2 separate regions of the Homo sapiens genome follow, and region 2 is linked to region 1. Evidence: read pairs that join two places in POLR2A ChIA-PET (ENCODE). Cell type or tissue: A673. All regions are shown on one strand. Each heading gives the region's core, and the rest is flanking DNA. Links, peaks and the distances in the headings are about the cores only.

What was found. ChIA-PET counts read pairs that join two places held together with the same protein. Peaks named below come from ENCODE experiments on the same cell type or tissue, not always from the same donor. Only the 100,000 strongest peaks of a DNase experiment are listed, where the experiment ranks them.
Region 2: POLR2A ChIA-PET joins it to region 1 with 7 read pairs; 1 of 35 experiments calls an interaction of 5 or more read pairs at or near these places.

The regions. Positions count from the first base shown.
Region 1 is chr4:86,966,571-86,970,570 of GRCh38, reverse strand. All of the region lies in intron 2 of AFF1 (ALF transcription elongation factor 1), which reads right to left. Among named protein-coding and RNA genes, the nearest start is that of AFF1, 34 kb to the right of the region's middle. In A673, for the core only: no CTCF peak of the experiment used is centred there; DNase peaks (open chromatin) are centred at 1,780 and 2,630; H3K27ac peaks cover 4,000 bases.
Region 2 is chr4:87,311,799-87,318,173 of GRCh38, reverse strand. HSD17B13 (hydroxysteroid 17-beta dehydrogenase 13) reads left to right here. Exons shown (of 7, transcript NM_178135.5): 3 at 951-1,082; 4 at 2,575-2,681; 5 at 4,214-4,351. Among named protein-coding and RNA genes, the nearest start is that of HSD17B13, 7.9 kb to the left of the region's middle. RefSeq lists an enhancer at 303-597. In A673, for the core only: no CTCF peak of the experiment used is centred there; no DNase peak of the experiment used is centred there; H3K27ac peaks cover 323 bases.

The DNA of each region.
Region 1 (4,000 bases), core at 1-4,000:
TCCAGGAAAGCAGGATCTCCTTTGTCTTGTTTTGCTACTGCATCCTCCCTACATAGAACAATACCTAGAATGCAACAAGCGCTCCAAATATTTTTAACTAAAAATAAAAATATGTACCCTTAAGTAAAGGAGCAACATTTTTATCTTCTTAAGGAGGTAGCAGGATGGGGACTCATTCCTTCATTTTTTCAAATAACATTCTAGGAAGTGTTTCCACTTTAGTATCTTTGTTGTTGTTGTTGTAGAGACGAGGTCTTGCCTTGCCATGTTACCCACGCTGGTCTGGAACTCTTCACCTCAAGCAATCCTGCTGCCTTGGCTTCCCAAAGTGCTGGGATTACAAGTGTGAGCCACTATGCCTGGCCCACTTTAATATCTTAAACTATAAAATTGATATATGCACATTATGGGAAAAGAACAAACAACAAATATTACCCTTCCACGTATAATTTTTTAAAAGTTATAACATTAAAAAAACTAAATAATTATATTCCCCCAAAAGATTCATGTTGCTGGAGTTGGTGCACCCCCTTTCAGACCTGTTCTATGAATGTGTTTATCTAGGTAGATATAGCTCTAGCTTCCTACCCACAAAAATAAGATATCTTTGATTCTGTTCTGTAATTTGTATACTATATCATGCAATCTTGATGCACATATAAACTATCTTACCTTTTTTTTTTTTTTTTTTGAGACGGAGTCTCGCTCTTCCGCCCAGGCCAGAGTGCAGTGGTGCTATCTCGGCTCACTGCAAGCTCCGCCTCCCGGGTTCACGCCATTCTTCCGCCTCAGCCTCCCGAGTAGCTGGGACTATAGGCACCCGCCCCGGCGCCCAGCTCATTTTTTGTATTGTTAGTAGAGACGGGGTTTCACCGTGTTAGCCAGGATGGTCTCGATCTCCCGACCTCGTGATCCGCCTGCCTCGGCCTCCCTAAGTGCTGGGATTACAGGCGTGAGCCACCACGCCGGGCCTATCTTACCCTTTTTTTTTTTAACAACTATTTCATTTCTATTTTGTAGGTACATCATAACATAGAATCTAATCCCCTATTGATAAACCGATTCAACTGTTTTTTGTTTTGTTCTGTTTTTGAGATGGAAGCTCGCTCTGTTGCCCAGGCTGGAGTGCAGTGGCACAATCTCAGCTCACTGCAACCTCTGCCTCCTGGGTTCAAGCAATTCTCCTGCCTCAGCCTCCTGAGTAGCTGGGACTACAGGCACGTGCCACCACGCCAAGCTAATTTTTTGTGTTTTTAGTAGAGACAAGGTTTCACCATGTTAGCCAGGATGGGTCTTGATCTCCTGACCTCATGATCCGCCTGCCTCAGCCTCCCAAAGTGCTGGGATTACAGGCGTGAGCCACCACGCCTGGACTCAACTGTCTTTCATTTGAAAAGAAAAAAAGTCTCAAGCCAAATGCACCCTCTGGTCAAGACAGGATGTCACCTACACATCCTGAACTGAGCAGAAGCTGATGCAGATTCCTGAAGGAACAAGGAGGCGCTCCGTGGAGAGGCTACCACGTGAGACCTAAGACCAATGAACACAATCTTCTGCTCCTACAAAATGGCCCCTTCTCTCTCCTTTTTTCTTCACAATCCAGCAAGCAATTACAAAACTAGAGATGACTCTGGGGCCCACTGTGCCATCTCACTCTGTCATCTTCTGCTCCTTTTTTCCCTTATGAAAGATGAATTATCCCAACCCAGCACCAACCCCCCACATGGGCTGAGAAAAGTGACACCTGTTGATTCTCCTTCACCCATGTGTTATGCAAAAGATATCCAAGAAGGGTCCCCCTGAGACCCTCCAATGGCAGACTTTATTTCCTGAGCTGCCTTCGTGATTTATATAGCAGTTTCTCCCCCTCTTCCGTCCCCAGCAGTGATCCCAGAACAGGATGTTGCTCATAAATCTTTTCCCTCAGCTTACCTACCACCCACTGACCAGCTTATTTTTACAAGAGTTGCTATTTCCCATACTCCTTCAGTGTAAGACCCCTATGTAAGGTCACAGGAGTTTTGTTCTTGAGGTCCTTGCCCAGCATAAAAATAGGGCACAGTCGAAATATCATACTTCTGCCATTGTGAATACTGAAAACTGTACGAACGTCTATGAAGGAACGTCAATGTTATTTTCAAAACTACATCCTAAATCCAGGGAGACAAAAAGCAGGCAAATCACTAAGAAGACATAACCATTTCTTGGTGGCAGAGGCCAATAATCATTCTTCTATAAATTATTTAATGTATTAATTGATTGAATTTCTACTGTGTCTGCTAGCTCATAATCAGCTGTCCAATGACAGAATCTTGTAAGGAAGATAAAAACAAAAACAATTTAAATGCCATAATAAAAGGTTGTATCTTTGAGAAATGGGAGACCATTACTGCCTGAGGGTAAGAGAGGAGGTTTCACGGAAGAGGTGACTGAATCCACAGTTTAACAGCATTTGATGTTCTGAACCTCTTCTCCCCACCTGCTCTTCCCTTGGCCAAGAGAGCACTCTCCTGGGTTTTGTCAGCTTCTTTATCAGCTCCATCTCAACCTCCTTACTAAGCCTTCTCTGCTACTTAGTTCCCACTAAGTTGCTACGTAGTTCAAGTTCCTGAGCACTCTCATCTGTTGGGAAATCTCATGCACAACTGTGATTCATTTTCTACTGAATAAATTGTGTCTTAAGCCCAGACCTTCCCCAATGAACTCTAGACTTAGAGAACCAATTGCCCACTTAACATCTCCACTTGCCAGGATTTTCACAGGCATTTCAAACCTGGACTACTCAAAAAGGAACTTGTACCACTCTCAGTCTTTCCCATCTTTCAGCATCTCCCAGTGACAAAACCAATGATTAAGAATTGTTCTTGAGTCTTCTGTTTCATGCATCCAACCTACCTATCTTTTCTCATTGTTTACAAAAAAAAAAAAATCATCCAGAGCCCACTGGATTCTCTTCAGCTCTCCCATGCACTACTTACTTCATATCCCCACAATGGGTTGCTTTGCTTCTGCTCCTGCCCATGTCCCACTAAACTCCATTCTCCATTTGACAAGCGACCTTTTAAAATCATATTAAACCACTAACATATTTAAAATAGTTTGATGGCTTCCCATTACCCTAAATACATGGTCAAATTTCTTAGCATGGCTCACCAGATCACTTCCTGACCTGGTGCTCTCTGCTCCAGCTACAGTGAACTTCATTCAGTTCCTCAAAAGGGCCCTACGGTTTACTTCTGTTTTGTTTTTTCTTTTCGCCCAAGTCTTCACAAGTATGGTTCCTTTATCTGGAACACACATCTCTCTTTTATCCACTCCTCCACCCAATTTTTTCAACTCTAAACATACATCAGTGTTCTGCCTAACTGCCTCTTCCAAGAAGTCTTCTCTGATTAGTCCTCAAATCTATGCTGAGGTACTACTCCTACATGTTCCTGTAAAACCCTGTATTTCCCTGATAGCACTGACAGACAAAGGGATGGACTGATGAAGCAGGGATGGGAGGAAGGAATAGTATATGCCAAGGCACAGTACTTGAATGACAAAAGCCTGTATATGGAATTGAGAGATCTTCTATAAAGCAAGGCACCAAGGTTGGTAGAAGGACAGTAGTGATGGGAGATGAGACTTGAAAAACAAGCTGAGGCCCAGGGGATAAAGGGCTTGAACACCACACTAAGGGAATCAAACTCTAAAGTGTAGGAGATATGGTGCCCTGGAAGTTTTTAACTAGAGAAGCAAAAGGAATGTATGGGAAACTTCCCCATATAAGGAAGTCTCTCCTAATTATTATGGAACAGAAGAGGAGGAATGATTAAATTAGAATGGGGGATAATGGCTTACCTCTGGAGAAGTAGAGGAAGATGCCCACACGCTACAATCAACAAATCCTAAAGGCTCAACCAGCAGACTGAGCCAAGTAACTCTTAAGGAGTCAAAAATGCCCATTAGCCTAGTAATACTATGATTTTTTTTTTTTTCCTGTGAGCCATCTTGGAGC
Region 2 (6,375 bases), core at 990-4,989, 350 kb before region 1:
TCTTGTATGTAATCCACTCAGCTCTGCCCATTATTATTGTTCATATTATTAATCAATTTCATTCTGATCAGAAGTGTGAGCAGTGGCACAGAGTGACTGACAAAAGATTTATCATCAGGGAATATGGATCACTTCCTAGTTTTGTTTTAGTCCTATTAACTTTGCAGTAATTCCAGCTTCTCTTTAATTATTTCCCTTGTGAGATTTTATTTTGGTGTTAATGTAGTCTTCTGTAGAAAATGTAATATTAATAATTATTATCACAATTATTTTAAAAGAGTAAATACCAAATAATCACAATGAACTAAGCACTCTAACAAACTTTACATTTTTTAATTCAATCCCTACAATAACTCTGTAAACTTCATTTTACAGATAAGCAAATTATGACTCAGAGAGGTTAAGCCAGACCCAGGTCATGTAGTTATTAGGTTATGAAACCAGGATTTCTCAACCAGCACTTTAGACCAGGTGCGGTGGTTCACACATGTAATCCCAGCACTTTGTGAGGCCAAGGTGGAAGGATCACATGAGACCAAGAGTTCAAGACCAGCCCAGGCAACATAGTGAGACCCTATCTCTAAAAAAAAAAAAAAAAAAAAAAAAAAAAGTTTAAAGAAAAACACATTTTTAAAAAATGAACACTTTAAAAATATTTGGTCAGAATTTATATAGGAATTTATCAACATAAATGTTAATTTCACTTTACTGATAAACTTGCAAAACATGATGTGCTGGGTACTGAAATTTAGATGTTAAAAGAACAGTTTATCCCACCTTTATGACAGTGTTCCCTTGGCCTCCACGATTTGAGCTCAACAGTCTGTCTTGCCTGAACTCTGAGAGACCTCATACAATAGAAGAAAGACTCTCATCTTTGGATTATATTGGTCCCAAAACTTTGAGTTTGAATAATACACCCAGTGAAAGTGTTCTTTCAATTTCAAAAGGTGAAGAAAGAAGTGGGTGATGTAACAATCGTGGTGAATAATGCTGGGACAGTATATCCAGCCGATCTTCTCAGCACCAAGGATGAAGAGATTACCAAGACATTTGAGGTCAACATCCTAGGACATTTTTGGGTGAGTGTGAGTCAGAAACATTTCTGATTTGTGCACCTTCTCTTAAGATACATGAAACTTATAACGGAGTTCACATACTTCTGGACAGGAAACTGGCCAGATCTTTGCCTTAATCAAGAATCATTAAATTTGTTTGAGTAGAAGAGCCACAGAGTCTCTGACACAAGGACACAGAATTCAAGTGGACACAACACACCAGAATGTAAGCTACTTGGTCTGTCTTGTCCACCAGTATCTGACACAAAGCTTGGCATGTACCAGGAGCTCAACAAATGTTTGTGGAGGTTTGTTAAGGGTTGTCAGTGTACATCTTTTCAATGCTGTCACTTGTGACTTCATTTTTTTCCCTCCACACCATGATTTTGTAATGTGTCCTCATTTTGTGGAATTTTAGAATGGAAAGGACATCAGAAGTAATTACTTGGATGTATATAGGATCGAGGACACTTTTGGACGAGACTCTGAGGCAAGTGTTCTAGATCCATGGGGTGCTGGAACTGAGAAATGCAGCTATACAGACCTCATATAATTGGTTAGTTTTGTGGGAGATGGAAATATCAACTTCAACTGCCTTTGTATAGAAATTTTTATGATTAATCTTCCAGTGCCTCAATATTAGTGTAGAATCTAGGGCAGATCTGGATTCTAGAAGAAAGAAGAAAAAAAAGAGATGTGTCCCCCTTACCTTTACCAGCTCTTCACATATGTGAATTGGCTCCCATGCCCACCAAACTACACGGAGACCTCATACATTAGCTACCTATAGCTGCATAACAAATTATACAAAACTTAGTGGTTTAAAGCAACAATGTATGTTCACTATCCTCTCACAGTTTCTATGGGTTGGGAATTTGGAGGTAGCTTGGGTTGGGAGTTCTAGTTCTATGAATTTGCATAGGATTTATTAAATTCTTATAAAATTTTATTGATGTTTCTCACAAAAGAGGTTTTTGGAAAAAAAGAAAGACTTGTTTTCTGTAACATCAACATATAATATACAATATTACAAATAGGGAGATAGTGAATTCAATCATGATTCATTAGTGTGGTGTAGAACTCTCAGCTTACACTACTCAACTGTCTTAATACAGTTACACAAGATTTCACTCTTTTAATTAGAATGATAAAGCCCCAAACCAAAAAATTATATGACACCAAATTATCATAAGGAATAATTTTAGTTCTGAAAACTCTGAATTTTTCCCTTAATATTGTTTAGATGACATATCCAAAAAAGGATCTATTTGATTCCTTCTGAAGGGAAGGAGGGGGAGTACTGAGATTAGTGTTGGCATGGGGCTTACCATACCAATAAATTTGTATCTTTATTTCTATCATTTGTAAAGAATTAATCATGGAATGCTTGGAAGTATTTTATTTCATTGTATAAGTTCTCTCAAATGCCTTTCTGTCTTAACAAAAATAAAACTACCTGATTTGGAAACCTAACGTCTATGTCATTGTCTTTCTTCTTTCTGCAATGATCCTTAAGATCACAAAAGCACTTCTTCCATCGATGATGGAGAGAAATCATGGCCACATCGTCACAGTGGCTTCAGTGTGCGGCCACGAAGGGATTCCTTACCTCATCCCATATTGGTAAGTATCACATGCCAGCCATGTTATATATTTTTATACTTTGAAGGGAGCATTACACTTCAAATTGTTACCACTGGAGAGTCCTGGTTCTTGGCATCTTGAACAAAGAATTGGACAAAACTCACCAACAAAGCCAGGAAAGAATGAAGCAACAAAAGCAGAGATTTATTGAAAATGAAAGTACGCTTTACAGGGTGGGAGTGGGCCCAAGCACAGGGGCTCAAGAGCCAATTACAGAATTTTCTGGGGTTTAAATACCCCCTAGAGGTTTCCACTGGTTACTTGGTGTACGCCCTATGTAAATGAAGAGGATGAATTAAAGTTACAGAGTCGTTTACTCAGTGTACACCATATGTAAATGGAGAGGATATTTCCTGTCATAGCTGGAGTGTTTCCATTTGATTTAGTTCTAGGAAGTCAGCATGAATCGGCCTTATGTTCCCTGCCTCCAGACCCTGTTCTCCTGCCTCAAGATTACAATGCTGAGAGCAGAGTGATTTGGATTTACAGAATTTAAATTTATAGTAGTTTAGAATGATTTTTTAAATGACTTTTTCTAAAACAATGAAACCAGGTTGTAATTATATTTAAGATATTTTTAGATTTCTGCAAACTCCTCTGTAGAACAATGAGAGAAAACAGTAATGCCAAGCATGTTTCCATTGTTTCCTGGAATAAGAAACAGAAACCCCACAGACTGAGAAGCAAAACCTACAGAAGCTAAAATGAACACATGTCTATGTCATGGCCTTGGTGCCCAAGATAAGACAATCAGAGTGGTCCCTGGATCAAAACATTTTACAGTGTGCTTGTGCCATGAAAGTGTGTGTGTGTGTGTGTGTGTGTGTGTGAGAGAGAGAGAGAGAGAGAAAACGACTCTACCTGACTAAAAGTTGCAGATACCACACTCCATGCACCACCAAAGACATAAAGGGAAGGAGGTGAGAGGCGTTAAGGATGTACTGCTGTATTTGCCAAATATCCTTTCCTGTAAACTCTTCTCCAGATCCTCATAATAAAATTAAGAGGCCAAAGTGGCAACCATTGTCAAGAGAAAAACTATCAACCATTGTCAAGAGAATAACTCAGTTATTGAGAGAGAGAGGAGAAATGAGCAGAGTCCTACAGAAGTCTGTCAACACAGATACCAGTTTTGTAGAATTTCTAAATGTATTTTTCCTGATTCATATTTTTCAAAATAAAAGCAGCAATAAAAACTGATTAGAAAACAGTTTGAAGATTCAATGGAAAAACCTTACATGTAGGATGGAAAACTGAACATTAAGCCAATCAATAGAGTTATTTTTGTTCTTTTGTTATCATTGTTGTTTAAGAAATGAGATACGTTCACAATTCTGCTTAATCATGTAAGAAAATGAAAATGAATTGCCATTTATACTCTCAGAAAAATCACAAGTGGCTGATTTTTGGCTTCCACTTGTTCTTAAGCCAAATGATACCGCCTTCTCACAGAAAGCTGAGGATTGGTTTCACTCTCCCTTAGCTAACAATGCTTAATAATTCTCTTACAGTTCCAGCAAATTTGCCGCTGTTGGCTTTCACAGAGGTCTGACATCAGAACTTCAGGCCTTGGGAAAAACTGGTATCAAAACCTCATGTCTCTGCCCAGTTTTTGTGAATACTGGGTTCACCAAAAATCCAAGCACAAGGTAAGGTCAAAATCAAGTTAGAATGGGTATGTGGTATGATAAATTGATATGAAAACTAATGAGAAATGTTTAGGCAGGCCAACTAATAGAAGAAAATGAAGAAGGAAAAATAATTTTTCTTATTATTATTATTATCTTGAAATTAAAGGAATAAAGGGGGAAAACACATTAGGGACTAGCAGGAATGATCAGCCACCGATGAACTGGGATATTTATTTGTGTCCGGGAGAAAGCACATACATTTGATCACCGTTACCACCCTGTCTTTAAAATGCAAATGTTCCAAGGACCAGCAAATAAATTGAGTATCTAGCTCCTTAGTCAAGGTGAATTTCTGCAAGAACTCTTGTCTCTGGTGAGACAGGATTTGAGACCACAAGAGAAGAAAAATTAGTCCTGAAAGGAGAAGAAAAAAGCAGGAAGGTGTGGATAAGAACCCGAAAATTAAGCCATCTGCTTAACAAATTTTTCTAATCCTAGTATATATTCTGCTGCAGGTTAACAAAATATACTAAGCTTAATGATTCGAAACCAATTTTTTACTGGAAGGGAATTAATCCTAAATATATTCATTCAAAAGAACTAAACAATTCTCTGTTGAGTGCCGCCTCATTTGAGGATACTGACTCTTACAGCCTGAGTTAGCTATGTGGTCTCTGCAGCTGGAATCACTCCCTGCCACTGGAGTCCTTCATGGTGTTAGACCATAGGTACTGTTGACTAAAGAAAAAAAAAAGTTTTTGTTTTTATTTTTGTTTTTTTTGAGACAGAGTCTCACTCTGTCACCCAGGCTGGAGTACAGTGGCGCGATCTCAGCTCACCGCAACCTCCGCCTTTCTGGGTTCAAGCAATTCTCCTTCCTCAGCCTCCTGAGTATTTGGATTACAGGCGCCCACCACCACGCCTGGCTAATTTTTGTATTTTTAGTAGAGACGGGGTTTCACCATGTTGGCCAGGCTGGTCTCAAACTCCTGACCTCAGGTGTCCTACCTGCCTTGGCCTCCTAAAATGCTGGGATTACAGGAGTGAGCCACCATGCCCGGCCAAAAAAATAAGTTTTTAAAGAATTAAAGGTCATCCTGGCTAACACAGTGAAACCCCGTCTCTACTAAAAAACACAAAAAAATTAGCCGGGCGTGGTGGCGGGCGCCTGTAGTCCCAGCTGCGCGGGAGGCTGAGGCAGGAGAATGGCGTGAACCCGGGAGGCGGAGCTTGCAGTGAGCCGAGATCGCGCCACTGCACTCCAGCCTGGGCGACAGAGCGAGACTCCGTCTCAAAAAAAAAAAAAAAAAAAAAAAAAAAAAGAATTAAAGGTGTTAATTTTATTTAGAAGCCTTACTGAAGACTACAGTCGGAGGCCTATAGCCTGAGAGCAGCCCTTTAGAGAGGTTCAGTTGAACTGTTCTGATAGTGGGGGCCATGTGCTCTATCCTGTATTGTCTTCAAAGCATCTTTCCAGAGAGCTGCACATTGTCACAGAGTCAGGGACTTTGTGAAATTATGCTGACAACCAGAAGTGAGTAAACGTGGCTTCTTACATTTGCTACGTTGTCTCACAGTACTTAATAAGTATGCAATATGTAAGTAAATACTATAGTACTATTGCAACTCCTGATTGTTTTCTTAGACAAGGAATTGGGCCCAATAAAAACCCTCTTGGTAGGCATTCAGGCTTCGTGTACCATGAGCTTTCCTAAGGGTATCCTGCCACTCTTGGGGAAGGCATGATAGATGAGGGGAGTAAGGATAATGGAACTCTGGGTACAGGGTTCCTGGGGGCTAACTTAGAGGTAGACACAGGCAATGCTAAATATTTGGGATTGATTTTATAGAGGTTGCTAGATTGTGAATTTCCTTAGTAAGGGCTAAGGCATTGATATGTAATGTCACACTTGGCTCCGAGGCTGGGTTGTTGGATCCATGTAGATGAAATCAGGGAGAGAAAGGGCAGAACGGAGTAATTTAGAAATGTATTGATTTGTATTACTCTCTGTTGGCTTGCTATTCAAGGCAGTGGAGAACTC